3 separate regions of the Homo sapiens genome follow, and all the other regions are linked to region 2. A link is an interaction called in ENCODE POLR2A ChIA-PET data of the cell type or tissue named here. Cell type or tissue: HepG2. All regions are shown on one strand. Links, peaks and the distances in the headings refer to the core of each region. The heading gives the core; the rest is flanking DNA. Region 1 overlaps LINC00299 (long intergenic non-protein coding RNA 299). Region 2 overlaps LINC01814 (long intergenic non-protein coding RNA 1814). Region 3 overlaps LINC00299 (long intergenic non-protein coding RNA 299).

What was found. Peaks named below come from ENCODE experiments on the same cell type or tissue, not always from the same donor. Only the 100,000 strongest peaks of a DNase experiment are listed, where the experiment ranks them.
Region 1: POLR2A ChIA-PET joins it to region 2 with 8 read pairs; 1 of 35 experiments calls an interaction of 5 or more read pairs at or near these places.
Region 3: POLR2A ChIA-PET joins it to region 2 with 6 read pairs; 1 of 35 experiments calls an interaction of 5 or more read pairs at or near these places.

The regions. Positions count from the first base shown.
Region 1 is chr2:8,119,999-8,130,744 of GRCh38, forward strand. The region is part of intron 7 of LINC00299 (long intergenic non-protein coding RNA 299); the gene reads right to left. Among named protein-coding and RNA genes, the nearest start is that of LINC00298, 150 kb to the left of the region's middle. In HepG2, for the core only: no CTCF peak of the experiment used is centred there; DNase peaks (open chromatin) are centred at 6,023, 6,513 and 6,943; H3K4me3 peaks cover 258 bases.
Region 2 is chr2:8,569,546-8,577,908 of GRCh38, forward strand. LINC01814 (long intergenic non-protein coding RNA 1814) reads right to left here. Exons shown (of 6, transcript NR_110257.1): 4 at 7,366-7,596; 5 at 903-1,036. Among named protein-coding and RNA genes, the nearest start is that of LINC01814, 10 kb to the right of the region's middle. RefSeq lists enhancers at 2,376-2,955, 5,108-5,307, 5,328-5,377, 5,398-5,447. In HepG2, for the core only: no CTCF peak of the experiment used is centred there; DNase peaks (open chromatin) are centred at 4,156, 4,506, 4,936, 5,246 and 1 weaker place; H3K4me3 peaks cover 2,649 bases.
Region 3 is chr2:8,134,284-8,145,029 of GRCh38, forward strand. All of the region lies in intron 7 of LINC00299 (long intergenic non-protein coding RNA 299), which reads right to left. Among named protein-coding and RNA genes, the nearest start is that of LINC00298, 160 kb to the left of the region's middle. In HepG2, for the core only: no CTCF peak of the experiment used is centred there; a DNase peak (open chromatin) is centred at 5,038; H3K4me3 peaks cover 1,302 bases.

The DNA of each region.
Region 1 (10,746 bases), core at 3,424-8,423, 450 kb before region 2:
GACCGTGAACCTAACGAGAAATCCACAACTGTGACTAATTGTTTTCAGTCCTCATTGATTGTCAAGACTCCTGACAAAATTCTCAGAAATAGAAACTAAAATTGCTGCATATGCAAGACTTTCTCAGTGTGTCTGAGAATGCTCCCAATACAAGCCCCCTTTCTCATCTGGCTAGAGAGCTCCTCGGGGAGCAGGCACACTGCACAGAGCCCCAGAATAACCACAACGACAATTTCCTCCAGGATTAAACATTTCCTTGGTCAAGGCCAGAGGTAAATCTATGCCCCTGTGAGTGCACATAGAGGAAAACTGGAACCAACCAGGTAAAACTGGTTTTGTGAATGAATATGATTCACTGGTCCAGCTGTAAAATGAATCTCACAATGTGATTACACCATTCCAAAACAGCTGAGACCATTAAAGTTCAAACTGGCAGACTTCTACTTCTTACTGAGGGAAGAGGAGAGAGCCAAGTTTTAAACAATTACAGTTTGTCACTATAAAAGGCATGCAGGTTGCAGTGAGAGAGTGTGTGTGTTTTCAGGTAGAAGAGCCTCCCTTTGTTGCCTTCAAAAGTTCTCTATGCTTTTTAAAAGCTCATCACAGGAAGGCAGGATTGGACACCACATGGAAATCAGAATCCTCCTTCACTGATCAACGGAAAATATCACCCTATTCCGAAGTTCAATGTAAGAACACTTTCTAAGAGACGCTCAGATTCGACGTTAGGACTCCCGAACATTGTGTAAACTTTTGAATATTCAACAAACCCTTGGTTTCAGTTATGAAAGCAGTCAGGATTCCAGATTGTCAGTTGTTGGTGGTCAGTAGTGAAAAAGAAAAAAGATCTACATATACATATATAAGTGTGTGTATAGATAGATACATACTTAACTACCTATCTATCTATACACACAGTCACTAGTTAGTGACTTAACTAGATAGATATATAGTTAAGTATGTATGTATCTACACACACACAGTCATACTTAAACTCAGAGATAATCTATTTTAATAATAGTACTTTCCTTTTTCTATGAACGTGTTCATAAAGAGGAGGAATGCCAAAGAGGCTGAATCCCAACACTGATCCTTGCATGCCAGAGAGAAGGGCAAGGTACATTTATAGGAGATTTCCATTCCTGCTGCCTGGAATTCAACTAGAACATTTCATCATTATCTGAGAATTTTCATGTATGGGCCAGACACTGGGTTTGCGAAAAAATACGTGCTGAAAATGCATACTTGGAATTCTATGAGGATATCTGTGAATCACAAGTTTCACTAAAACACTTAGTCCTACAAATCATGTCTTCAGGGCATTCATTCCCCCTGCCCTGGTCGTGGATGGAAGGGTCTACCCAGGCATTGAGCAATGGGATGCTTCTGGCTGACACTGCTCAGGGGGACCTTCAGCTGCCTGAAGGGAGCCTCCTCACCTCAGAGCCCACCCAGGTCTATCCGTGAGAGGCACTGGGCAAGGGGCTGTGGGTGGAGAGGGGGTGCCTGGAAGGTAGATGGGGAGAGGAGAGTGGGTGGGAATCCACTGCTCCTCGCCATCCCTGGCGTAGCTATATTATTTATTTATTTTGTATAACAGGCTTTCCAATGGCAGGCCTTTTTTAGAAAAAAGAATTTCACGGTGTAACCAGGGTGAATTTTGGAATCTGCTGGGCTGGGTGGTTTTGTAAGCATTCGAGCTTAAATCCGTTACTGATTCATTTTAGTGTTGCCTCTAGGTATTCTGCCTTCTGCTTTTCTTAAAGCATCTTAAAAAAAAAAAAAAAAAGGCCCTTCTAACTATGATAGTCACCAAGAATGAGATTTTCAAAAGCACCTTAATGTCCTTTGATGTGCAAAGGCGGGTTAGGTGTTGAGAGCTGTCTTGCAGGACAATTCCTGCTGTGGCCATAACCTATTTTAGAACCCACTGACCTATGTCCAAAGAAGAGTAGAGGATGCATTTATTGCTGGATCTTCTTTCCTATCTGCACTTGCCAAAAATTTCAAGAATGTATCATTCTGTAATCACCAAGTTTCATCATTTTCTCTCCAGACTTTTGTACCTTCTTAGTGGTCATTTTGACAAACCTTACACAGATAAAATTATGCCACAGCTTATGAAATATATTATCTCATTCAATCTTCCATCTTATAAAAGGAAGTATCAACTATGTGGATCATTTCTCCTCCAAAATTATCACCTTAAGTATGAAAAAATTAAAAAAAGAGAAAATAAAAATTGGAACAGAATCAGACTTATTTTCTGTTATAAACTGTTGTTACTAACAGGCTGCCCAGGCACTGCTCCAACCCGGTGAGAGGCTCTCTGATGAAGTAGCGTTTCTAAGTGGCATGGACAGGCAAGACCACGTGCACAGATACCCCTCCGTGATTTCAGTCACCACCTTGCTTTTGTTGGACATACATCCAATCTGATGCTTGTTTTGTTTAATATCAGTTTTTAACATCAGACTTTGTAAAAGGTACAACAAGAAATAATGCAAATTCAGAATTTCTCCTTCCATAGATTGTCATCTATCCTCCCTCACTGATCCAGGAACAGAGTTACAAGCTACCATTATTTCCCTTTAAGAAGCTAAGTAGCTGAGCCACCAGACATTCACAGCCCTGTTTTCAGAAGTTCTCCCTCCCTGTGACGCAGCTGGAATGGGAGGCAGAGGGGATTCACGAGGTCCTTTCCTGAGACTTGGAAGCTTCCCGCCGTCAGGGTGTGGCTCATTTCTGGTCATCAGCTGCTGTTTCTGAGCAGATCCTATTAGGCTCCCAATGAAAAATGGGGTTCCTTATAGCTCACTCTCTACCAAGAAACAGCGAATCAGAGCATAATACGCAAATTGCTAATATGTCATTTTTACCATAACGTGTAGGTTTCTATTATAAGTGAGGGAAGAAAAGCAGGAAAGGGTGGAGAAGGACATGAAGCATGAGACTCATCGCCCGTCTGTCCGAGGGTGTCATTTGCTCTTCCACATGCACAGGTGCAGACAAGCCCAGTCCCAGAGGGTATGCAGTGCCTAGGATTTTGTATAATATCACTGCTACCCTTGGTAATGATCGTCGTGTTTATGATACTCACTGAATACTTACTAAATACCAGGCACTGAGCTATTTATTTCTTTTAATACAACATTTATAAGCCCTGAGATGGCTTTGAGACAGATATTGTCATTTCTATTTTAAAGATTTAAAAACATGAATCTTAGAAGACCAACATCATTTGTCCAAGCTTCCATACCAAGCAGGCAGAACCCGGATTCGAACTCTGACCCATCTGACTCCAAACCAGTGACCCAGTTGCTTATTGTGGGACCTAGTTTACACTGTTATCTAAACAGTGAAAGTGCTGAGGAAGACACAGTAATCTAGTGCCAATGCCAAGCATGCCTTCAGACTCAGAGTTCTAATAAAATTGTGTACAAGGCTGCACTCCCTTTAAGGAGAAGGGAAAACCCTACTGTTCATAGCTTTTTCTGGTGACATTTACTTGTTTTACCTTTTGATAAAATCATTTGTCTTTTTTCTGGATCGTGTTTGCAAATAAATCCTTCAATGAAAAAATCCTTTCATCATTTCACATTCCCAGATCCTGAAGGCACCTGCATTCCAGCTCTTCAGGGAGGCAGGGGAGGACCCTGGGGAGGACCCTGGGGAGGACCCTGCACATTCCTGCCAGCTGTATGGGCCCCTCCCCAAATGTTCAGCCGAAGAATTCACCTCTGAACAATTTACTAGGTCTCCCAAACAGCCTATTGTCTTTGTATTTGGAAAAACTAAATCCCCTCTAAAAACAACCTTCAGAGTAGTGTATTTTTATCTTAAAATTTGTCATGCTGATTTGCTCATTACTATAAAGTACCTGCAACACACTGCCTCTGGAAATCATGTCATCCATTTCCCTTCTTTTTTTTTTTTTTTTTTTTTTTTTTGAGACGGAGTCTCGCTCTGTCGCCCAGGCCGGACTGCAGACTGCAGTGGCGCAATCTCGGCTCACTGCAAGCTCCGCTTCCCGGGTTCACGCCCTTCTCCTGCCTCAGCCTCCCGAGTAGCTGGGACTACAGGCGCCCGCCACCGCGCCCGGCTAATCTTTTGTATTTTTAGTAGAGACGGGGTTTCACCTTGTTAGCCAGGATGGTCTCGATCTCCTGATCTCATGATCCACCCGCCTCGGCCTCCCAAAGTGCTGGGATTACAGGCGTGAGCCACCGCGCCCGGCCCCATTTCCCTTCTTTATAAAACATCCCACTAATTTCACAATCCCGTAATAGTATTTTTCAAATGACAAACCAAGATCTGTTAGTGAGTCAGGAAATCAATTTAGTAGGTTGCAATCAGCTTTTCTAAATTAAATAGAATATGATATAGAATCATATAAAAAATAACAGCATGTCATGTATGGTATTAGTTCTCAATCGGTGGTTAGTTTTCCCCCAAAGGAACATTGGCAATGTCTAGAGACACTGTTGTCCTAACTGGAGCAGAAGGGTTCCTGGTACCTGGTGGGTGGGGGTCAGAGATGCTGGTAAACATCCTACGGTTCACAGGACAGCACCTGCCACAGAGAATAATTCAGTCAAAGTTGTCAATAATGCTGAGATGAAGAAACTCTCACCTATAGTAAGGGTAAGACTCATAAAGCTTTTGTTCTGTGACGTGTGTGTGTGTGTGTGTGAAGGTAATTTCATTTGTCTGAGACTTATCAGTTACTCACTAGTAAGTTAGCCATAAGAATGCCTCACCTTGGGTGGTTTTAAGAATGATTCTATGAAATAAGTCATGTGACTAAACAACACACACACACACACACACACAAACACAAATTCCATCCACATAATATATGTTAATCCTTACCCACCCCCCACCCCCGCCCTGCTTTTCTTCTGAATGGTAAAATACCTAAAAAGGTGGCTGACACACAGCAGGTGTTCAAGAAATAAATATCTTGTCTGAAATTCCTAAATTGCTAAGATATCATTTTTACCATAATGTATAGGTTTCTATTATAAGTGAAGGATGAAAAGCAGGAAAGGATGGAGAAGGACATGAAGGATGAGACCTGTCGCCTGTCTGTCCGAGGGTGGCATTGGCTCTGTTACATGCACAGGTGTAGGCAAGCCCAGGGCCAGTGTGCTTCTGCGCATTTTGTCTTGTGTCATCTTCACCATAAACCAATGGAGAAGGCAGGGCAGGAATTCTTGTCCTCCTTTTACAGATGAGGAAACTGAGACAAATCAGGCGGAAAGAAGTAAGAGAAACCACCATGGAGTGAGACTCCAATAACTCATTTCTAAGCTGGGTTTTGGTGTAACTAGCACAGAGATCTTGTCTCAGTCTCTTCAATCAGATGAGCACTTATCCATGAGATCAGGGGAGAAGACTAAATTGTTTTCAAGTTCCCTTTGATTTTTAAAATCATTACAATCAAAGAAGGTATGAAACGTTCCCCAAGCAATGTGGCTGGTGAATGGCAGAGCCAGACCCAGGGCTCTGGACACCTGGCTACACCATGGGCCACCTGGGCATTCCCCACTCAACTAATAGGATCTTGCAAAAATATTACGGTGGTGCAGAGGTAATTGCAGTTTTTTGCACCAACCTAATACTTAGGTAAAACTCACTTAAATGTTCACTTTTAAAAAAGATGAATTTGTGTAACATGGTACTTTGACAAAAGGGGCAGAGCAACATCAACAAAACCCACTGAGTGTTTCTTCATTGCAAGAGGGAGGCTTTGGAACAAAGACTATGTGTTTGACCCAGCATGTGTTTATGAGAACTGAATTATAATTTCATCAGCAAATTCTTATCTGTGTCGTTTTACAAAGGCACATTCTAAATTTTTGAGGGACCAGCTGACTTGATCATTGTGATACTGATAAGATGAAAAAAAGTGAATTTTGAAATGTTGTCATTCCGGTTGCTTTGGTGACACAAACCCTGTAGATCCCAGAGCACAAGGTCACCTTTATCTTCTCAAAGGGCATGTTATGAAATTGCACAATGCCTGACACTTTCATGGGAGTAACTTACCCAAGCCCGTTCTTGGGAAACTACCCCATCATGAGATAGCTGACCTAGAGAGCTCAACCCATCTGAATAATTGGCAGGAAGCACATACGATCTATTTGACTTCATCAGAAAACAAGCTTCTCACTTGGCCTTCAGGGGCCTTCCCAGCCTCACAGCTCCCATGCGGGGTCACCCTGCACGCCCTTCCTCTCACTCTCCGTGCTCTTCTCTGCTCCTATGCTCAGGAGGAGCACATTCCCTCTGCCTGGAATGCCCTACCCGCTGTTCTGATTTGTGGGTGCCTTACTCCCCTCTTACCAGTGTCTCCTCCCACTAGCATTCCTCCACTTCCACGCAAAATTAGCATCGCTGGCTTCTATGAGCTCACAGTAATCTTTATCCTTGCTCTTATAAATGCCACACGACACTGGACTTTTAACCCACATGTCTGTCTCCCACACTGAACTGTGACCTCCAAGGGAGCAGGGACTGTGGGTTTCTTTGAACACTGGGACTCCGCCACCTGTACTTCCAGTTACTTGCTGGATGCCCAAGTTCTCTGCTCCACTGTGAGCTCCATAAAACCCAGGATCAGCTCTCTCATGTGTTCCTGCCTAGCACATAGTTGGTGACTAATAAATATTTATGGAATCTAGTAATCAACTATGAGTTTCTAGAGAGCAAAAGAATTTCCCCATTTATGTGTGTATCCCCCAACACTTAGCACAATGCCTAGCACAAGATTAGGTACCACAAAATGTCTGAATTTGAATAAAGGCAACTTGAGTCCTGCTATAATCCTGGTTTTAGCCTGGCTAGACTTTGTCTACCTCGGCCAGATCTGGCCTGTCAAGGGCTCCTCACTAAACAATTAACTGAGGCTTGTCAGAGGCCTCAGAGCTCAACAAACAGTTCAGCTTGGTCTGACTTATGCTCCAGTCTGCTAAGAATTTCTTGTGCACAAACATCACATGGCCCAGAGTGAACCCAAAGGACTGATGGGGAGAGGAGGGAGCGATGGCCAGGCCTTCTAGAAGTCAGTCACTGCTATTGACAGCATTTTGAGGCACTTGATTGGGATAATACAGTTTTCCCAAGATAGCGTTTCCACTGTTGTGCCAAATTAAATAGCTAACTCCTGCACAGGAGTGAAAATCAGTTGGGATGGCTCAAGTTTCCTCTGTCCTTCCATGTGTCAAACCTCCCAGACAGAACTGGGATCTTCAAAAGCTGAATCTCTGTAAGTTGTGGCTTTCTCCGGTGCTTTGCTATTTTATAATTTAAGTGGTGGAGATGCCTTTGTATTAAAATTTTAACGGGGAGAATGGAACCAAGTTGGAAAACACTCTGCAGGATATTATCCAGGAGAACTTCCCCAATCTAGCAAGGCAGGCCAACATTCAGATTCAGGAAATACAGAGAATGCCACAAAGATACTCCTCAAGAAGAACAACTCCAAGACACATAATTGTCAGATTCACCAAAGTTGAAATGAAGGAAAAAATGTTAAGGGCAGCCAGAGAGAAAGGTCGGGTTACCCAAAAAGGGAAGCCCATCAACTAACAGTGGATCTCCCGGCAGAAACTCTACAAGCCAGAAGAGAGTGGGGACAAATATTCAACATTCTTAAAGAAAAGAATTTTCAACCCAGAATTTCATATCCAGCCAAACTAAGCTTCATAAGTGGAGGAGAAATAAAATACTTTACAGACAAGCAAATGCTGAGAGATTTTGTCACCACCAGGCCTGCCCTAAAAGAGATCCTGAAGGAAGCTCTAAACATGGAAAGCACAACCGGTACCAGCTGCTGCAAAATCATGCCAAAATGTAAAGACCATTGAGATTAGGAAGAAACTGCATCAACTAACGAGCAAAATAATCAGCTAACATCATAATGACAGTATCAAATTCACACATAACAATATTAACTTTAAATGTAAATGGGCTAAATGCTCCAATTAAAAGACACAGACTGGCAAATTGGATAAAGAGTCAAGACCCATCAGTGTGCTGTATTCAGGAAACCCATCTCACATGCAAAGACACACATAGGCTCAAAATAAAAGGATGGAGGAAGATCTACCAAGCAAATGGAAAACAAAAAAAGGCAGGGGTTGCAATCCTAGTCTCTGATAAAACAGACTTTAAACCAACAAAGATCAAAAGAGACAAAGAAGGCCATTACATAATGGTAAAGGGATCAATTCAACAAGAAGAGCTCACTATCCTAAATATATATGCACCCAATACGGGAGCACCCAGATTCATAAAGCAAGTGCTGAGTGACCTACAAAGAGACTTAGACTCCCACACAATAATAATGGGAGACTTTAACACCCCACTGTCAATATTAGACAGATGAACAAGACAGAAAGTTAACAAGGATACCCAGGAATTGAACTCAGCTCTGCACCAAGCGGACCTAATAGACATCTACAGAACTATCCACCCCAAATCAACAGAATATACCTTTTTTTCAGCACCACACCACACCTATTCCAAAATTGACCACATAGTTGGAAGTAAAGCTCTCCTCAGCAAATGTAAAAGAACAGAAATTATAACAAACTGTCTCTCAGACCACAGTGCAATCAAATCAGGATTAAGAAACTCACTCAAAACCGCTCAACTACATGGAAACTGAACAACCTGCTCCTGAATGACTACTGGATACATAACGAAATGAAGGCAGAAATAAAGATGTTCTTTGAAACCAATGAGAACAAAGACACAACATACCAGAATCTCTGGGACACATTCAAAGCAGTGTGTAGAGGGAAATTTATAGCACTAAATGCCCACACGAGAAAGCAGGAAAGATCCAAAATTGACTCCCTAACATCACAATTAAAAGAACTAGACAAGTAAGAGCAAACACATTCAAAAGCTAGCAGAAGGCAAGAAATAACTAAGATCAGAGCAGAACTGAAGGAAATAGGGACACAAAAACCCTTCAAAAAATTAATGAATCCAGGAGCTGGTTTTTTGAAAGGATCAACAAAATTGATAGACCGCTAGCAAGACTAATAAAGAAGAAAAGAGAGAAGAATGAAACAGACGCAATAAAAAATGATAAAGGGGATATCACCACCGATCCCACAGAAATACAAACTACCATCAGAGAATACTACAAACACCTCTACGCAAATAAACTAAAAAATCTAGAAGAAATGGATAAATTCCTCGACACATACACCCTCCCAAGACTAAACCAGGAAGAAGTTGAATCTCTGAGTAGACCAATAACAGGAGCTGAAATTGTGGCAATAATCAACAGCTTACCAACCAAAAAGAGTCCAGGACCAGATGTATTCACAGCCGAATTCTACCAGAGGTACAAAGAGGAACTGGTACCATTCCTTCTGAAACTACTCCAATCAATAGAAAAAGAGGGAATCCTCCCTAACTCATTTTATGAGGCCAGCATCATCCTGATACCAAAGCCGGGCAGAGACACAACCAAAAACGAGAATTTTAGACCAATATCCTTGATGAACATTGATGCAAAAATCCTCAATAAAATACTGGCAAACCAAATCCAGCAGCACATCAAAAAGCTTATCCACCATGATTAAGTGGGCTTCATCCCTGGGATGCAAGACTGGTTCAATATATGCAAATCAATAAATGTTATCCAGCATATAAACAGAACCAAAGACAAAAACCACATGATTATCTCAATAGATGCAGAAAAGGCCTTTGACAAAATTCAACAACCCTTCATGCTAAAAACTCAATAAATTAGGTATTGATGGGATGTATCTCAAAATAATAAGAGCTATCTATGACAAACCCACAGCCAATATCATACTGAATGGGCAAAAACTGGAAGCATTCCCTTTGAAAACCAGCACAAGACAGGGATGCCCTCTCTCACCACTCCTATTCAACATAGTGTTGGAAGTTCTGGCCAGGGCAATCAGGCAGGAGAAGGAAATAAAGGGTATTCAATTAGGAAAACAGGAGGTCAAATTGTCCCTGTTTGCAGACGACATGATTGTATATCTAGAAAACCCCATCGTCTCAGCCCAAAATCTCCTTAAGCTGATAAGCAACTTCAGCAAAGTCTCAGGATACAAAACCAATGTACAAAAATCACAAGCATTCTTATACACCAATAACAGACAAACAGAGAGCCAAATCATGAGTGAACTCCCATTCACAATTGCTTCAAAGAGAATAAAATACCTAGGAATCCAACTTACAAGGGATGTGAAGGACCTCTTCAAGGAGAACTACAAACCACTGCTCAATGAAATAAAAGAGGATACAAAGAAATGGAAGAACATTCCATGCTCATGGGTAGGAAGAATCAATATCGTGAAAATGGCCATACTGCCCAAGGTAATTTATAGATTCAAAGCCATCCCCATCAAGCTACCAATGACTTTCTTCACAGAATTGAAAAAAACTACTTTAAAGTTCATATGGAACCAAAAAAGAGCCCGCATCGCCAAGTCAATCCTAAGCCAAAAGAACAAAGCTGGAGGCATCACGCTACCTGACTTCAAACTATACTACAAAGCTACAATCACCAAAACAGCATGGTACTGGTACCAAAACAGAGATACAGATCAATGGAACAGAACAGAGCCCTCAGAAATAATGCCTCATATCTACAACTATCTGATCTGTGACAAACCTGAGAAAAACAAGCAATGGGGAAAGGTTTCCCTATTTAATAAATGGTGCTGGGAAAACTGGCTAGCCATATGT
Region 2 (8,363 bases), core at 2,765-7,764:
ACTCCTCTGACCACCACACCCCACCCATTGCCAGCTGGAAAACTAGCCCCAGTGCTCACCTGGGAGCACCCTTGCTTTTCAACTGCCATACCTGTCTCTCTGTTCAATCCACGGCCCTGAGCTGGATGGAGGGTCCCGCAACAGACAGAATGGAATGGCCCTGCCATGCACCTGCCACATCTGCCACGCCCTTCCCGAGATGCTGCACAACACCCGTGTCCCCTCTGCAGTGCATGGGCAGCTGCAACTCCACTCTGTCCTCCTCAGGGTGCTCCCGGCAGCCCACAGGCCCCCAGGAAATGAGCCACCGGGATAGTGAGCCCTTGGTCATCCACCCAAAACACAGCACTCGTCCCTTTTCTAGCAGAGCAGGGTGACTTCACCACCCTATGGTCACCAAGCACAGGGCATTCCCGACCCTGCGATGGGAGCGAAACATGAAAGCCCTGGAAAAATCGAGTTAGGAGAGAGGAGGAGGAGGGAAGGGCATTGAAGACCATTTCCCATGCGAGAAACCACCCTCTGGACAAGGCAGGAACCAATTGGAAGACTCAAGCAACTCCCCAGACTCACTGGAACTCAGAATCCTGCACTTTGCAACCTCCATTACTGATTGTAAAAGTGGTGATATTTGTAAACAGCATCCTCACAGAAGGTTTCCCTTTGGTTTGTTTAATAATTACTGTTTAAAGAAAGTCATGACTTCATCAAAAAACAAAAACAAAACCCCAGATGCGGCATTTGAATAGTTCCTGGGGAAATTTAAGTCATGGAGAAAAGAAAGATCACGGGAAAAGAATCAACTGCATTATTTTTTTTAAAAATGGCCTAAATTAGAACAGATCTCAGGAATGGCTTCCTAAGATAGATTTCTGACAAATGAAAACACAACATGGGCTCACCCTCCTGGGAGAGATGGGGGCTCTGCGGTCGTGGTTGATGCGTTTAGTTTGTTTTGCTTTCGCGAAGTAGGAGCTCATTCACTCTTGATTCAATCCATCAGGAACACGAAAGCAGATTGTGTGCAGGGAGAGATCTACAAAACAGAGATTCCAGAACCTCAGCTGCCTCCCTTCCAATGGAGTCCACTGCTTTGAAGCTCTTCTTGAAGCACACATCTCTCTCCACCAAGGACCACACACAATGTGGTTGAGTCCCCTTCCACCAAACACCCTAAAACATGGGGGCCTCTGGGCCCCCTTAGGCTCCTGGAAAACCCCTTCTGAGATGACTTGGCAACTGGGGGCCCCGGGGCCTGGGAACCTTGGGTCAGGCACAGAGGCCAAGTGGCCCTGCAGCCGGTGCGGACCATTCAGGGCTGGCTTAGCGAGCGAGCGCAGGGCCCGCATTCACAGGCACAAAACCTCGCTGGTGGCACTGGGCACGCAGCCCTTCCTGTCGCCAGACGAGACTTCCTCGACATTGCTCCCATACTAAGAAGCACCGCGTTTCATTCAACAAACCAAGTGTGGATTTGATAGCTGTAGTTACTATAGAGATGCGAGGTTTTCTGCAGGGGAAGGAGCCCTGGCGGCTTGACCCCGAATCCTTCACACAGCCCACAAAGTAGCCAGATGCTCCGAAAGAAATGATGGGAGCTGGACAGGAAATGACGGCCAAGGCAACAGCCTTGCTTTCCCATCTGCGTCGAGCCCGCCTTTGTTTTGCCATCTTTTCACCCCATTTTTAATCTATGCCATGTTCATATATTGTGATATCTTTATAAGCCATCAGAAACTCTTTTCTTGAATGAGGAGAGAGGTGATGAAATACAAGAAATGGAGTGACCTGAAAGGAAATAAGCGGGTGGCTGCAGACTGACGAAGGTGGGAACTCTGGGTTCGCGGTGATGCTCCTGCATGCCTCTTACCTGGGGCCTCTGCGTTCTAGGCAGAGGCAACAGCGTCATGGACTTTAAAGAATTTCTAGCTTTGATGCCTGAAGTGCTTCTAGAGAGGTGTTCCTTTTTTTTGAGACAGAGTTTCGCTCTTGTTGCCCAGGCTACTAAGCAAAGAACTAACGTCAGAATTCCCTAGGGTGCCAAAAACACACCCACAAAACTAAAATCCACATCCCCAGGCCCCCACTGACTCTGTCTCAGGGGAGTAGGACCCCGAATCTGCACTTTCCCCAGGTAACTTGAGCTCAATGCAGCATGAGCACCGCTGCCCTAAAAGGCAAGTGCCCAGCCCCTGCCATCTGCCAGCAGCTGCCCCACGCTGACCGACTCTCTCCTCCCCACATCGAGGCCCCATAGGTTGGGCTCATGGCCTCCCTCGCCTCTCCCAACAACACCTGTGTAGCCTGGAAGCCACAGCTGTGTGATGCCCTCTTTCCTGACCCCTTGTGCATGGCCCTCCTTCTCCCATTCCCCCTCCCCGCTCAGGGCCCCCAGGGCCTTGCAGAAGTCCCACCCCAGCACGGGGACACTGTGGGGGCCCCAAGTGGCTCCAGGGTTAGTCACCTCCACTAGTCTGCCAGCTCCATCAACAGCCTCATCCTGGTCTTCACTGAGCTGCAGACTAGGCCGGGTGCATAGCGAGTAAATGTTTGTTGAACAAACAGATGGGTCTTTATTACTTTCCTCCAGGAACTCACTCACCCTGTGCTGCTCCCAACCCCAACACACAGCCTGTGACAAAACAAGGCCCCATGGAACCCTGGCTAGACTGCAGTTCGGGAGCCGTCTGCCTCTGGCTAGGTATTTCCATGTCTTTGAGTCTGGCTCCTACAGCAGCCTCTCTCTTTCTGTAATCAAAACGGGACTCATGCCGTGAGCCTCAGCTTAAATGCCACCTCCTCTAGGAAGCCTCCTTTGATTTCCTCCTATTCATTCCAAACATTTCCTGAGTGTCTGCACTCAAGGACTGCTGGGAAGCGCCTTGCTGCTTCCCTCCTCTGGCCTTTGTGGATGGCTCTTATTTTACTCCTGTGTCTTTGGAATTACATATCACACACATGCAACACATAAGCACACAAATACATGCACACACATGCACTCACACACACCCTTCAACAGACGAGTGAGGACTGAGTCTTGCTCATTAGTCCAGAGATTTACAGGGAAAAGCTTCCCAGAAAGGTTTGTTGAATGAAGAAAGCATAGAAGGAAACCAGGCTCACAGAAGGGGAACCTGGGTAAGTCCAAGGAAGGGAAGCTAACAGCCTAAGCCTAGTGGCTTCTCTTGACTGTACCCTTACTAGTGACAAAATCAAAATCCACAGTTGTAAATGCCACAGCTGGGAAGCACAGCCAGGTGCATCTGGCTTGGGAGCCCACACCCTCCCCACAACCTCTCCTGCCCCAGCCCACCTGCAAATGGAGCAGCAGGGTCTAGAGCTGGCCTCCCCAGGGCTCTATGCTAACCACAGCGAGGCTCTGCGTGCGGGTCATGCCAGCTGCCTGGGACCCACAGGGGCGTCCGGGGCCACTGAGGGAGCAGAGTGAGAGGAACAGCTCCAGCACAGTGCTGGAATTCAGCCCGCCCAGAGTCCATCAGCACAGTGCTGGAAGTCAGCACGCCTAGATGCCAACGTCGGGTTCTACCGCTGACTAGCTGCGTCTTGGCCATGTTATTTCACTTCTTTGTGCCTCAGTTTCCTCACTGGTAAAATGGAAAGAACAAGAAGAATAATGTCTACATTATGAGAGCGTTATGCCATTTCAGTGAGGTGATACTTGTGCCAGCTCCGCGAAGCCAGAGGCAGACAGCCTGCACTGAACGCTGGGGTGATGATTACATCAGCCACCACGTATCAAGCACCACCGTTCCGGCCCCTCTCTTATCCTTTGCTTATTTAATCCCCACCACTAGCCTCTAAGGAAGTATTCACATCCCCATGTGCAGAGGAGAAATCGGAGGTGGTTTGACTTGCCCAGGGCCACCCAGGTAATGAGGGGTTTGGACCGAGGATCCCGGCCTCCACAGTTGTCACATGGCTGTCTGCCTTTTGCAGGTCAAAATTCCCCAGCCAGAGCCAGGTCCCCCGCAGAAGCTGTGTGTCCTGTCTGCAGCGGGAGGCCAGGCCTGCCTGGTGCTCACATTCCCCAGGTGGACTGTCTGGGAAGAACCGCCACCCCCTGGGCTTGTGGGAGTGAAGGCCTGTGCAAGGTGGTGGGGGAAGGGCGAGCCGGACAGAAAAGCCCCAGGTAATGTAAATGGAAACTCTAACCGACAGCCCTGCACCTGGTGTTTTTGCATTTCCCAATCCAGCTGAAGGGATTGTGTGTGCAGCTTTGAGCTCACTCCTAGGCCGAGGTCAGGTGTGGCCTGGAGGAAGCAAGCAGTGGCCCACGTCGCGAGACAGCCGGTCTGCACCGCAAAGCCACTTCACGTCCCAGCCTGGGAATTCTGGGATGGTGCTTGTTTCAACCCTGTCCCTTGGGTGACCTGGAAAACACCTGGGTGTCACCCCCACCTCAGCTCTAAGCCGGTCATTCCCGGCCAAAGCAGGAGAACTCTCTCAGCTCCAGGGAGGAAGGAGTGACGCCTGCTCACCCTACAGACACGTGAGGGATTACAGGGAGGCCCAAAGCCACTTGTCCAGCTGCAAACTGCAAAGGTCACCCTCCGCACACTCTCTTCCCTGAAGCCCCTGCACGCCGCTGGGGACCGGAGCATGTGGTTCTCTCTAATGACAAATATGCGTGTCATCTACCCCCAAAATACAGCAATCGCCAGGAAAGCGAGGTTCCTGGAGCTGAAAGAATTTGCCCAAGGTCACACACAACCGGCAGAACCGGGACTTGCCAGGTCTGAACCCAAGGCTCCGGCACTTTCGCTGAGCCTATCTGTACAGGAACTGCAGCTGCCGCAGTTTAGGGAAACCAGTCCGAATACGTGACCCAGCATCGGCCACCCGCTAGGGCCGCCAGAGTGAAAGCTAGGCCCTGGGGAAACCCCAGACACACAGGAGGCAGGGTCCCTGGCCTTGAACTACAATAAGTAGGTGAGCTGGGCAAACTGTGTGCAGCTGACTGGAGCCGGCCCCAGCTGCGTGCAGACGGACAGGTACATGCTGAGTGTCAGGGACACAGAAGAAGGAGGGGGCATGCAGCCAGCCGGTGCCAGTCTGAGAATGCTGATGCCCACCTCAGGTTCTGGAGAGGACCTGTGTCCAAGGAGGAAGGCGGGCAGCCAGTCTTGCCCACAGCTAAGACAAGGCTCTAAAACACAGCTATGGGTGGGGACATCGGCCTGGAGGCCTCCTAGCCCCCATCGGGCAAAGAGCACCTTTCACAGACACAAATGCATGACTGTGCTGGGCAGAAAGAAGGCCTGTGACTCACAGGCTTCTGCATCCCTGCAGACATAGTGTGCGGGGAGGCGTTTGGAGGCAGCCTCCCCCGCCAGCGGGCTGGTCTGTGGTGCCCTGAACTGCATTCACTCCCCACGGTAGTCTGAGCCCCCTCCCCACCACCAGAAAAGGTATAGCAAGCAGTGCAATGGGTTGGCTCATCCATCTACCACTTCCCCAAAATAGATTCCTGCCCGAGGGCTGTTCCAATGCAGGAGGCTGCTGGATTGAGCTGGCCTTGGTCCATGCACCCTCCTATCAGTTAGAACCCTTTCTCAGAGGTGCCTCCGGGAACCAGATCATGTCACTGACAACTCTTCCCAGTAGCAGAAAGCTCAGGAGCTAAAAAGGCAAATATAGGCCAGATGTTGGCCAAGGGGCTTAGTGGTTGTTAAGAAACGATCTCTGATTCAACTCCCAGCTAAGCTCGGCCAGACGGTCATCTGAGTGCCTCTTCCAACCTGTCCCCGAATTACGTGTTCCACAGGCCCCATTCTCTTGGGGTCTGAGGGGTGCCCTCACCCTGAGCGTCGGGTCCCTGCAGTCCAGGTTCCAGTCTCCTATGGATCCCGAGTCCAAATGAGGGACTCGGTTCCCAAAAGAGGAGGCTCTTTGCTTGGAGAGCAGCCCTCAGCCTGCGCTGACAGCACCTCCTCCGTTATCCGGCGCACTGCCAGGAGCTGCACCCACAGAGGAAATGGGCCCGTGACATGAAAGCCCCAACAAAACCAACATCGGGTGGGTTATTTTTATCCTCCTAAAGATTTTTAGCCAAGACCCCGGCAGCTAAAGGGCATCCCGGGCTTTGAGGAGACTTCTCTGCAGCTCTCACTCCCACGCTCGGTGCCCTCCCTCCCCTAGCCCCCCCACCCCCGCCCCCGGGAACTGAGAAAGTGGATCAGGTCAGAGCAGAGCATTCCTCATTCTGCCATCTCCACGGGAAAACTAATTAGTTGCCAAATATTCAGAATGGGTAATTGCTACCTGAATTAATAAGGGCAAACAGCCGGCAAGAAAACAGTGGTTTACTATTTCTGAGCGCTTACCTCTCTTAACCCAGAGTCCAGACTCCGCGGGAATGGACCCACGTGTGGCATGAGGCAGAACTCCGGCTGGGGCTGCCGAAAAGGGGGACACAGATGGTGAGGGCAGCTCCTGCACTGGGGTCAGCTAAACAATGCTGTAGCGAAGTCACCATCTGTTTCCTCTTGCACACACGTATACACACACATAAACACACGTGCATGCACGGGCACACACAGGCATACCCCACACAAGTACACACATGCATGAACACATGTGCACATATACGCACATCACAAACAAGTGAGCACACACCAGCTACACCCTGCACACGTGCAGATACACATACCACACATTCACACTACACACACATGCACACTCTACACATGCCTGCACATACACCATACACACTCATTGTGCACACACTCCATACATCACACCACACATGTGCATGCACACACATTCACGTACCACAGGCACCAAACCACACACACAAAGCACACACACAACACACTCACACCATACACACACACTTACACCCCAGGAACAGCCAAGGGTTCCAAGAAGAATGCATCAAGCCAGGATCCTCACCCAGGGTCTTCAGCAAGTCACCCCAAGTTCCTCAACTCTGACAAGGGGGCATTTAGAACAAACTAAGAGTGTTGTAGGCAGAGGAGGAAGAAACGGAGGGAAAGGAAAGTTGAGATGACACTGAAGAGGAGAGAGACGCCTAGAAAGGCTGGGAAGAGCCTGGCCACAGCCCCAATCTCCACTCCTCCTGCTTCCCTGAGGCACAGAGACTTCAGATGCACCCCCAGAGAGGCCCTCAGACCTAGCCCAATCACTACCGTGCTGTGTGACCTCAGACAAGTCACTTCACCTCTCTGAACCTAGGCTTCTGCTGATGTAAAAACGAGATGATTCCGTGCAGTCATTTAAACAGTTCGAATACAATGCCCTTCCAGAGGTTTCAGTTCAAGTTTGGGGTCATCGCAGTTACTCCCGACCTTTCAGCCCCTCCCCCATCCCTGCCAAAGTACTTACCTTATTTGAATTAATGCTGACGACTCCACTGCCACAGGACTTCCCCTTGAGCAGTCAGCCACAAGTCACTTCCTCCAGGGGTGGCCATGACTCTCTGGAGCACCTCCAACCCCATGTCACAGGCAGCTTGGCCGAGAGAACTCCAGCTGGGAAACTCCCGTCCAGTCCACGCAGGGAATCTGGCTCTGCATCTGGGTGGGTGGCCTGTGTGGCATCTGCCTCTCTGTGAAGCTGTGATGGAAAATTAAGTGGGTTGATGATGTGCATACAATGTTTTATTTAACAATGTGTTGTAAGGAGTTCTCATATCTGTACAGAGAGCTGCCTCTTTTTTTTAATGACCAAACAATAATTCTATTAAATGTCTGCATCATAATCTATTCCACTGAATCCCTTTTGAGGGACGTGTTTGGTATTTCCAGTCTTTGACCTTTACAAAAGTTGCTGTGACATATATGCTTATATGTGCTCATTTTGTATCAATAAAAAGTCACATGTGTATAGATATCTCTATATATCTTTAAAGATTCCTATTTGCATGGAAGAACACTATACACCAAGTTATTAACCGTGGTTACTTCTGAGAGATGATTAGGGAAGAAAACTCCTTAAACTTTTTGTAAGCAAGTATTGCTTTATAATTTTAAAAAAGGAATGAGTAAGGGAGAAAAATAAAATGAAGTCACTCTTGTTAAACCTCTTAGAAGTGGTTTTATGAGCTGGAGTGGAGCTGGTAGAAGCAGCCCACATCAACACAGTGAGGAGAGCAAGGTCCCAGTGTTGGTCGGAGGGACCGAGAGCCACTGCCTGTCCTGGAGGTCGGCTCCCCGCAGGCTTCCAATCCTGGCTCTCTGTACTGACGGGAGTGCCCTGGCTGGTGCCCCATCTTGAAGGATTCAGTTTCCCCTTGTATAAAATGGGAAGGATAGGAACACCAGCCGGCAGGGCTGCTGTGAGATCGAGTGAACTAAAGCATGGGAATTGCAGATGAGCTGTCG
Region 3 (10,746 bases), core at 2,450-7,449, 440 kb before region 2:
TCGTTTCCTGCTTTGAAACCTACCAGGGAGAAAACGGCCTTCATGACCTTCAACGAGTGTCATTCCTGGTAATTTCCCTGGAATTTTTGTGTCCTTACAAATTTTTCCTATTACAAAATCTTGTACAGAACTGTGCCATCCTGAGAGTGGATGGGTCCCCACCACCCCACCCACTGGTGTCCTGAATCGCCCTGGCGCCGTCAGCGGCTCTTGGTTTTGTGGACAATCTTCCCCCAGCTTCCTTGCAAGCTCTCTGCAGTACCCACCCAAGGGACTATGCATGAACTGAGGGACAGCGACTTGGGCTCTCTCTCAGACAAGGCTCTCTCTCTGAAAAGGGGGCAGGGCCCCCTCCTTGGTGCCCCCTAGATGGTTATAAATGCCCTTGGCATTTGTTTACCCACACTAGACAGTAACCAACATTCAGATAAATGAAGTTGGCGCCTCCAGGATTTATGACCTCCTCCTGTGCTTTGCATTGTTTAATCAGGAAGTCAACATATTACAGAGTGAAATCCTTTACAAGCATGTGCAAACACAGAGCCACCATTAGCGCTGAGGCAGGCCTTGGGGTGGAATGGACCTCCAGCCTCTCACCATCTCGGAAAGGAATACGCAGCCGGCGTCACTCACTGGCTGGCGAACAGCACCAGGGTTCTTTTTTCCTTTGTATTTACTTTTTTCCTTTTTTAAGATTCTCATTTTGAAGAGGAAAGGTGATGAACAGGAACATATGATGGGGCCCTGTCTCTAGACACTCCCCTCCCAGAGAGCCAGGAATTAGGGAAGGTAAATTAGGGTCAGGAAAGGTGGTGGAGTTTAGTGTGTTTGGACAAGGCTGGGAGCATGTGGGGAATCAGCGTGAGGCATCCCACCTGGAGGAGGAGGCCAGGCTGCAGCCCCCGTGCCATAAGCCCGGCTCCACGAAGTCTAGCCAACATCTGGAATGGATATCAAGAGACACAGGCGGCCCTCACTGGCGCGCCGGTCTACCTTTGTACTTTTCGTTGCAAATTGAAAAGCAAAACAGACATCAAGGATATATTTATAAAACTGTCTTCAAGTTGCATTTTCTACTCCCATCTGCTGCATATGATAAGTTTCAAGTGTTTTCTAATAAAAAAAAAAAAAAAAAGGAGGGTGTGGTGGGGTGGAAGGAAGCCTGGGTGTGCGCGTGTGTGCCTGAACGCATGCTCCTTATTTGGTGTGGAGACTGAGCTTTCTCTGGCTTTGTTGAAAAGGAGAAGTTAAAACATGCAGTCTCTGAAGGCATTACTGTTTTAAAATGTTCTGATCATTTGCATGTCATGCTTATTCAAAAAATTTGCATTGGATCACATTAAAGAAAAGGAGGGTATATTTCTGAAATTCGTAAACTCCTTGCTTTAGTGGAGAAGGTTAGTGGGGGAAAGAAGCACATCTTTTTGTTGTTAAGTTTTTGGAGAAAAGAGAAACGTGGAGGCGTGAGATGGTGGAGTGAGATATTTAGGAAAAAATAATACAGCAAAAGATAGAGGTACATCAGGCAGATCCAAGAAAATTGAGGTTTTCTACATTTAGGTAAAGATGTGAATCCAGATGTGACTTGTTGATCTTCATGAACAAAGCTGGATCCACCACCATCAGCCACATTTAGTGCAGAGTTGGGCAGTTCAGAGACTAGCCATGGCCAAAACTAGACCTTTATTTTTCAGTTAATACAAAATGGGAGGAAAGAACTAGGAGAGAGGGACTCTAAAATTTTTCTTTTACCACTAGGCCATGCTAAAACACGATTAGCAAAGTAATAAATCACGAGCCAACAACCCAGATAATTCAGGATTTATTAAAACAAGTGAAGCCAGGCACGGTGGCTTTGGCTTATAATCTCAGCACATTGTGAGACCAAGGCAGGAGGATTGCTTGAGGCCAGGAGTCCAAGACCAGCCTGGACAAAATAGCAAGACCCCATCTCTACAACTTTTTTTTTAAAATTAGCCAAGCATGGTGCTGCAGCCCATAGTCCCAGCTACTTGGGAGACTGAGGCAGGAAGATCACTTGAGCCAGGAGTTCAAGACGGTCATGAGCTATGATTGTACTACTGCACTGCAGCCTGGGCAACAGAGTGAGATCCTGTCTCAAAAAGAAACAAAAAAAATGAGCCTAAACATCTGGATGTGGATAAGTAAATGTAAGGTGTTCTCCATGTTTCCATTAGCTGAATATCCTTCCAATTTGTCACTTTGAAGATGACAGTCCATCTGGAATATTAGAGGAAAGGCTGGATGCCCCGTTGATCTACTGATTGCTCCTCAACCCGTATTTCTACTGGTGATTTTCTCTATGTCCATATGCAGGTGAGCTTCTACTGATCTGGAAATGCCATGTCCTTCACTGACACACTGGACAAGAAGACCATCAGTCATATGCACTTGACTTCTCAGAAAACATGAGGGCTGCCTCCTGATTGCAGCCAGCAGAAAGTGGTAGAAAGAAGAAGACTTTGAAATGAGACAGACATGAGGTCAAATCTGGGCTCCCCCAGTTACTGCCATGTAACCTTGGACCAGTTACTTAAGCTGTTTAATTCTCATCTGGCAAATGAACCTAATAAGAAGTATCTCCTAGGGTGGGTAGAATTCATGGTTTAACGTTTGTAAAATGTTGAAAGAGCACTTTTAGTAGGACTTAGTTTCGAATACATAATTTTACTGTTCTGTGTTGCTAGTTCAATAAGCACTGTGCACGCCCCTCTCAGCCCCAGCTTACCCATGGCAGACGTCCTAATCCATCCCTGCACACCTTCCCACTGAGTGAGGTCTCAGCCTAAGGACCCTTTTCATCGAAGCCCTCCATACACCCACTACCAAGTGATCCGACTCATCACACCAAGCTAAATCTATTTGTTATCTTGACCCTGCCTGATTCAGACCCTCCTGTTAGCAGACAGGAGGCAGTTAGTGGCATCTGTTGAATGCCTCCTACGTATCTCGTGCCCATGACAAGTGCTTTCCATTTGACTGGGCTACTTTTCTCTTCTATTGGTAAGAGGCGAAAGGCACCTGAATTCCTGAGCTCTTCAACTGAATGCTGTTTCTCGTTGACATTTCTTCAGGTTTATTTCCTTATGTAAGAGCCTTGACTTGGGCATGAAACCTGCTAGCAGGCCTGAAGAAGGCACAGAGACGTGCTAAGAATCTGCATGATCAATGTGAGTCCTCACAGCTAAAGGGACCAAGCCATACACTTCCATGCAAAAAGTATTTAAATTTGGGTACTGAATTATTTTCTAAAGTAATACATGCCTTAGCTAAAAATATATGGCTATATTTCTTTGAGATACAGTGTAGAACTCTACTTCCACATAGAAAAGAAAAATCTACAATCATAAAATATGACTTCACCTTTCCTTTTCTCTGTAAGGTGAAAGCTGGCAGCATTCAGAAGTCTGTGGCTTGACAGGGTGAATGGAAGTCTCAGGTCATTCTGCAGCCCAGTCCCCTGACATCTACCCTCCACAAGCACAGAAGCCGCACAGGCTGGAGAGACTCCTGGCAGACCAGCGTTCATGAGACCCCTCTCTGTCTCTCCACAGAGACTAAACAGAGAAGCCAGCAGACCACTCCAGCAGGAGACCACATTGCACAGTCAGCTCCTTGGGCTTTGTTTATCTAAAGAGAAGGAAGCTGATCAGTAAAGAGGAAGAGCACACACCGAAGCTCCTAGTGCTGGTGATGAATCCAGACCCCACGCAGAAACCGCTGAGTGTGCAATGTGCCTCTGTTTCCTGCTGCATAAGAAGGGATGATGATAGTACTGACTTCATGGATTTGTTGGGAGAATTTAAGGAGATGAAACCTGCGAGGCACCTAGGACAGCACCTGACACTTAGGTTTACTCCAGTAATATGGGCGCACCTTACAACTATGGCCTTCGCCATTCCAGGGGCCTGCATCAGGAGCCACACTCCAGCACCCACCCCCACAGGTGAGGGGACTCCGCCCAAATGCTCACCACTCACTTCAGAAGCAAACTCAGGAAGAAATCCAAACCCCACCCACAACCGTGGTGATTTTTAAAGGTTCCATACCTTGTTTGAAAAGCTAATATTGTTTTATGAGAATAAAAATGATTAATGTTGGAGAATGGATAAAAATAATAACTCCTATGATGGTGAAATTTGAAAACACCTATGTCTATGTACTTAAGAAAAGCATTTATAGTACAATTAAAATATATTCAATATATGTATTTGTATATATCGTTAAATAGAATTTATAAGAAGCCATTGGTTTGGACTAAGATCCTGCACTAGGCCCAACAGAATAAACCAAAATGGAGATACTGCTAGTCAAGTTCCATGCCACCAAGCTGAAACTAAGCAGTTGATCTGACCTCCTGAGAAATCAGGAGAGAGAGAAAGATAATAGCCAAATCCGCAAACAGGCCAGTTTCAGCTGGCGGGGTGAGGAAGTCCCCCTGTTTCAACCCTGCAAAGAACATCTCTGCTTTTGATTGGCTATGCCTGACTTCTTCAGCCCTTTCCTGTCTATAAAACCAACCTCCCCAGCTCAGCTCATCAGAACACTCACTCTACTTTATAGAATGAGATGGTATCCAATTCTAGAATCACAAATAAGAGCCAATCCAGATCTTTAAACTAAATCTGTCACGATTTTGTCTTTTGACAGCAACACACACACACACACACACACACACAATATCTTCACATTCACACACACATACACGCACACACACAATGTCTTCACATTCACACACACACACACGCACACACACAAAGTCTTCACATTCTCAACCTTGGGTCCTCTCGTGCTTTCTATTGTCTTTTGCATTGGGGGAAGGTTTTCAATAACGTCAAATTTTATAACTTAAAATAAAAAAGTTTCTCCAAGGTTAGGCAAACACATTGCTATTTGGTTATGAACTTTGGTTGTTTCTCCCTGAAAAAATTTCCAGTCTTGCTCAATTTCCAAAAAAAAGAGTTTGGACTCTTACCTAAGCCATGTTTGTCCAAAGAGGTCAGTATCAAGCCTACATGACTTTTTGATCCAGAAAATAGTAGTCATGTTTTGGTCATTCTGAGATAGTCATGGAAAATTACAACACAGATGTTCATACGGGATCTTCCTTCTATTGCCCAGTGCCCCGTGAAGCCCTTGAACAAAACCAGAAGAAAGTGAAAAATAAACAGCCTTATACGGTAAATGAAAAAATAAGGTAACTTTGTGGTAGTGTCGCTAGGCTGAGGGCAGAGAGGGGAGGAGAGCAGTGAGCAGGGGCCTGAAGCCCACAGGCCTGGCCAGAGCACAGCAGAGGAGAATGTAGCCAAGTGTGTACAAGCAGATTCCAGCCAGGCTGCAGTGAGTGTGCGAGCTGGCTCAGCCATTGACTAGCTGTGGGCTGGGAGAAAATTTCTTCACTCCTTTCTGCCTCAGTCCCTTCATCTGTAAAGTAGGAATAAAAATAGTAACACTCGTATAGTGTTGCTGTTAAATACTTCATCTATATCAAGAGCTTAGAACAGTGCCTGGCACAAAATGTGTTTCATACATTTTGCAAATAAAATAAAATAAAAGGGCTCAAAGGAATTGTTTCCAACACTTTTGATGTTAAGATGCAAAAGCTAATATAGTATAATGGTGGTTGCTAGGGTCTGGGGAGAGGAGGAAATGGAGAGTGGCTACTTAGTGGGTACACGGTTTCCTTTTGGGGTGATGAAAATCTCTTGGAACTAGAGACAGCTGGTGGTTGCATAACATTGTGAATGCATTAGATGCCACTGAATTATATGTTTTAAAATGGTTAATGCACATTTTAAAATGGTTAATGACTAATTTTAAGTTATGTGAATTTTGCCTTAATTTTTTGAAAGACAGAGAAAGAAGAAAGAGAAAGAGATGGAGGGAGGGAGAGAGGGAAGAAAGCTATCACTAGTGGTGGGCTTAAATGGCCCTAGAAAATCACGGCTTTTGAGAGGAATCCCAACCCTCAAGGTTGACCTCAACTGGCTCTCGGGTCAAGGCCATGGCCATCTTTTTTGTTCTTATCACATTCATTGATTCTAATTGAGCCTATAGGTATATATTGAGGACTCTCTATGCATCCATTCCTAGCCTACAAGGACTTAGAATGTGAAAATAAATTAAAGTGATTATTAGCCAGTTTGGGAGTGAGGAGGAGCTATGTAGAAAAGTATCATATCTATCAAAAGATATCTATCATACAGTGTAGGGAAGGTCATGATTGAGCTGCCACAGGCTACAATGGAGGTTACACCCAACTCTAAGACAAGGAATCAGGAAAGACAGGTCCTAATAAGTCTTGAGATTTGGTAGAAAGACATGAGACTGAAAAGGTATTTCCTAAAGGGATTTCCAATAGACATGATCACCAAAATTATGTAAATTGAAAAAGATGCCTTTTAGAATATTTAAATTATTTTATCATTGCTGAATTATATTCCACTTTTAAATGGGCTTAAGCCATTCATGGAAAAAGAAAACTAGAGCATGAAAAAGATCAGAAAGAGGGAGGAAGGGGAAAGAAGAGAAGGAAAAAGAATAATTTAATGACTTTGCTCTAATACCATGCACGGAAGGGTCACCAAGCAAAGAAATACGGGAATGACTCTGTTATAAACATAAATGAGATAAACAGTGATAGAAAACTCAACTTTAAGAATTTAACCAAGTAGTATCTCCAAGTTAGTTAATGGCAAAGACATTAAGATTTCATGTGTGTGTCAATGAATTTGACTTTGACTCACATAATGATGTCCCTCCAAAATGTGTTTTCTTCTCCTTCCATTTTACAACTGTGTAAGTTCTAGAAAGTATTTTTCCCAAAGCAACAAAGCCAGCAGGGTAACAGAGAGTCTAGAAATGAAGCCACAACAAGATAATTAGGGGCTCAGTGTGCTAAGGATGAAGAAGAGAATTCCCCGGGAAAGGCATCGTGGCTGTCAACTAATGTCAACCAGAAATACCTGATCCATGCTTCTCTTCAACAGTGAGAACAGATAATAGCATCATCTGCCTCTTGAAGAGCTAAGCTTTATGTTCACCCAAGAGGGATCAAAAAGAGGTCAGGAGACCATTAACCTTAGAAGTGAGCTGTAGGCTGTGAAAAGTTGAACTCCAGTTCTTGCAGTTGTTTTTAACTCTAAACTCTATAAATCTATGATAGTCATTTTAACAGGAAATTGTACAGACTCAAAGTTCACCAGAAATAAAAGTCTAGAGCCAAACCCTGCTTTCAGATGACAGGGCCACTTGCTTCTGTAGGTGAGTCAGGGCAGCCACAGATATCGGCATGGAATCTTCGCTGGGGAGAGGCTGTCTAGGATCAAAGGAAGCGCTTGCTGATACCTTATTAAAACCCTGTGAAGGCTTGGAAACTTTTAAAATATGTTGGGTGGGTTGAGGATCTGTCTTCCCTGCACCTCCAGGTTTCAACTGATCTGTAGTTCAAACTGAAATCTCCCTCCTGTTGTTCTTATAGCTCTTGATAAAAATTCCAACTTCAGTCGAAACACCAGGCAGACTGTACCATGGAAAAAGTTCTCACTTCAGAAGAACAATTGTCTGCTGCAGAAATAAAGTAATGCCATTCCTATGAAATCTATAAACTCAAAACAGGGACACAGAACTAGTGGTTGCCAATAACTTTAACTTCATTTATCTATATTTGGCAAAAATTGTGCTGCAGCTGGAGATGAAATGCTGAGCTAAATAACTGCAGAGACGTGCGCTCCAAAACAGCAATTACTAAGCTGTGCTGCCTTGTGTAAGATTTCACTTTTATTTATTATATTTAAAGCAACTCTCTAACTCTGTACAGTACAGACAGCATTGTCTATTCGAGTGATAGCTGCTCATAACGACATCTCCACCTCGCTATTTGTCCAGGAAGGTGCTTTCAGGGAGGCAAAAGATCTCTCCCATGGCCACGTTAACACAGTTTAGATGGCAGCCTCGCCACCAAATGCACCTCTCTTTTGTCCATAATTGAAAGAAACTATTCTCATGTTCAACTCAAACTTGGCTTATCACATACTGTGCACAACTCTGATGATGGCTTTTTTTTTATCAGTGGAGATATTGATAATTATAATTGGAAGGCTGAGGAAGAGGACTATAAATATCCCATCAGCTGCCACAGAGCTGGGGGGGAGGAGAGGTGGCAACCTATGCCTCTGAAAGAGGCTGATGGAGAAAGATGGATCCTCACAGCCATTGTCTACCCAGCCCACATCTGTTTCTTATAGTGGGTGATGATTTTCATAGAATCATAGAAATTAGAGATGGAAAAGGCTCATTAGGTCATCCAGCACAGCTCTCTGCCAGTGCAGGATGATTCTCTACATGGAAGATGATCTCTTTGTTCTTCTACAAAGCTGTGTTAAGCAATAACTCATGTAACCACCTTCACGTGCATTCATGATATTCAGCTCATCACATGTGACTCAATAAACACCAACTCAGAAAGTAGGATTTAGCCTTTTAGAGTTTTTAGAGGTACATAGTCCAAAACAGTGAGTAAAGGAGAAGGCTCTCTGAACCAAGTTAGGAACACCAGCCAACTGGGATGTGAAGTATTAATCTCATTTCTTCCTTCCATAGGTTGTCATCATCCTATCCCCAGTGATGGAGCCATACTTGGGTCTGAAATATTTTGACACAGATGAAGCAAGTCTTTGCAATTTCCAAAGGAAAGGCTTCTGTGACACACTCTCTTGTTTGAAGGAGTGACAATAACCTGAGAATTGCTGGTAGTATTATTTGTTGTTATTACTGTCATCAAAAGATATTTAATTAGAATCTCTTTTATATGTGACTGATAAAGCCAGTGAAATGGTCACACTGATTCTACAGTAAGCCATTTTTGAGCACCTATTATACACAAAGCACTGTGCAGGAAGGTTGCATAGTAAGTTGAGTGTGACCCAGACTCCAACTCTGAGAAGCTTATAATAGGGTGAAGGAGACAGAGACAGAAAGGCAGGCTCTTAATCCAGGGAACTACAGGAGGTAAGCACAAGGGAGACAGAAGCAGAGGCGGGAGACGTGACTTAGCCTTACCTTCCGAAACTCCACACTGGCATGAGGAATAGTGATATGCACTTGTGGAGGAATGGTCTATAGAATGAGGATAAAGAGGTTAAAGTTTTGCGATATCTTTCAATTAGTGATTCTGTAACCAAAACCCAGAGAAGCAGGTTATGATGGAGTCATCAGCAACACATCCCTTTTTAGCTTAACTTAGGAGTTCTCTTAAATCAGGGTGCTAAGTGGGAACCAAAAAAACCCCAGCTTTGTCTGTCCGAGCTTGCACTGACTGGGCCACGTCGGGTGGGTTGCTTATTCATTTGCCCAACGTATTTTATTCCAGTAATCATTCATGGCAGTCACTCAATGTCTCTGAGCACTAGTTTCTGCAAAACTTTATGTATGACATAAAGTATAACATACTTTATGCCCATAGAAGTATCTACTCTGTTGTGAGGGTAAATTAGACAACATAGCCAACCTGAAAAGTCTAATTCTAATGAATTTGTAATGAAATATTATCCTAAGTGATTATTTCCTAAACCTGTAAATGTAATCAGTTTCTTAATTATCTGTGCATGTTCACACATAGTTAAAGACATTAAGTTGATGTGTTTCTAAATTTCTTTTTTACATCGTTATGCATTTTTTATTCATTCCACAGATGTTTAGTATGCATTTATTGTGTGCTAGAGCCTGGACAAAGGATTATGAATGGTTACAAAGAGTCCCTTGGCTGAGTACTATTTTAAAAGGGTTTAATTTTAGAGGTGTTGCTTATAGTTATCTTTTTGATATTTTGGGGTTAATTCTGTGTCTAATTCTGTTAATTTCTGGAAAACTAGTCATAACAAACTGTGTGGTCCTACAAAGATCACCCTAGCCAGGCATGGGTAGGAGTGTCCTTTTGCACCTGTGTAGAAATTTGCTGCCATGTAGCCATGAGTGGGCTGGGCTCTTTTGGGGTGGCTGGCCCTGGCAACAAACATGCAGTTCAAAGTATCAAAACGCTATGTGTTTTCTGCTTCTAAGGGATTCCGTGAAAGGTGCCACTACAATCACCTGTCAACTTTGCAAGGAATTTCCCATCCAAAATCAATTTGTTCTCAATGTTTTTTTCTACCTGGGAGATCATGCATAGCCCACAGATAGACTCTCTTGGCCAGAGAGACACTATTACAAACTGGTGTTTCCTTGCTCTTCTTATCTCATTGCAGAAAATGCAGTCTGCCCTGAAGAACTCTGGACTGTGCCCTAACAACATTCATTCTCTTCTTCATTTCCAGTCTCACTGGCTTGCAAATAGTGCTTCCTGCCTCTTTCTTGCTGTTTCCTCATCCTTGATTTTCAGGGTGGAAACCTCAATTCATTTCCTTGAAATGGCAAATTATTGCAAAGGCATCAATTGGTTCTTGTCTAAGTGGACAAGCAAAACTGCACTCTGGCTGAGATGATGGAGACACTCACCTACCATGATGAGGGGAAGAAGCTGGAAGCTGGGTCATCTTGCCAGCCACTTTCTATGGTTATTTCACTCTTTCTTTTACTCATCCCTTTTCTTCTTGCATTTATGATATTTTGCCAATCAGTTTTGAGTTCATAAAGACACAAACCATGTCTGACTCATCTTCTAACATCCTTTAAGCTCCAGCAGCTAGCACAGTTCTGGAAAATGTCCACTAGACACTCAAGAGGTGA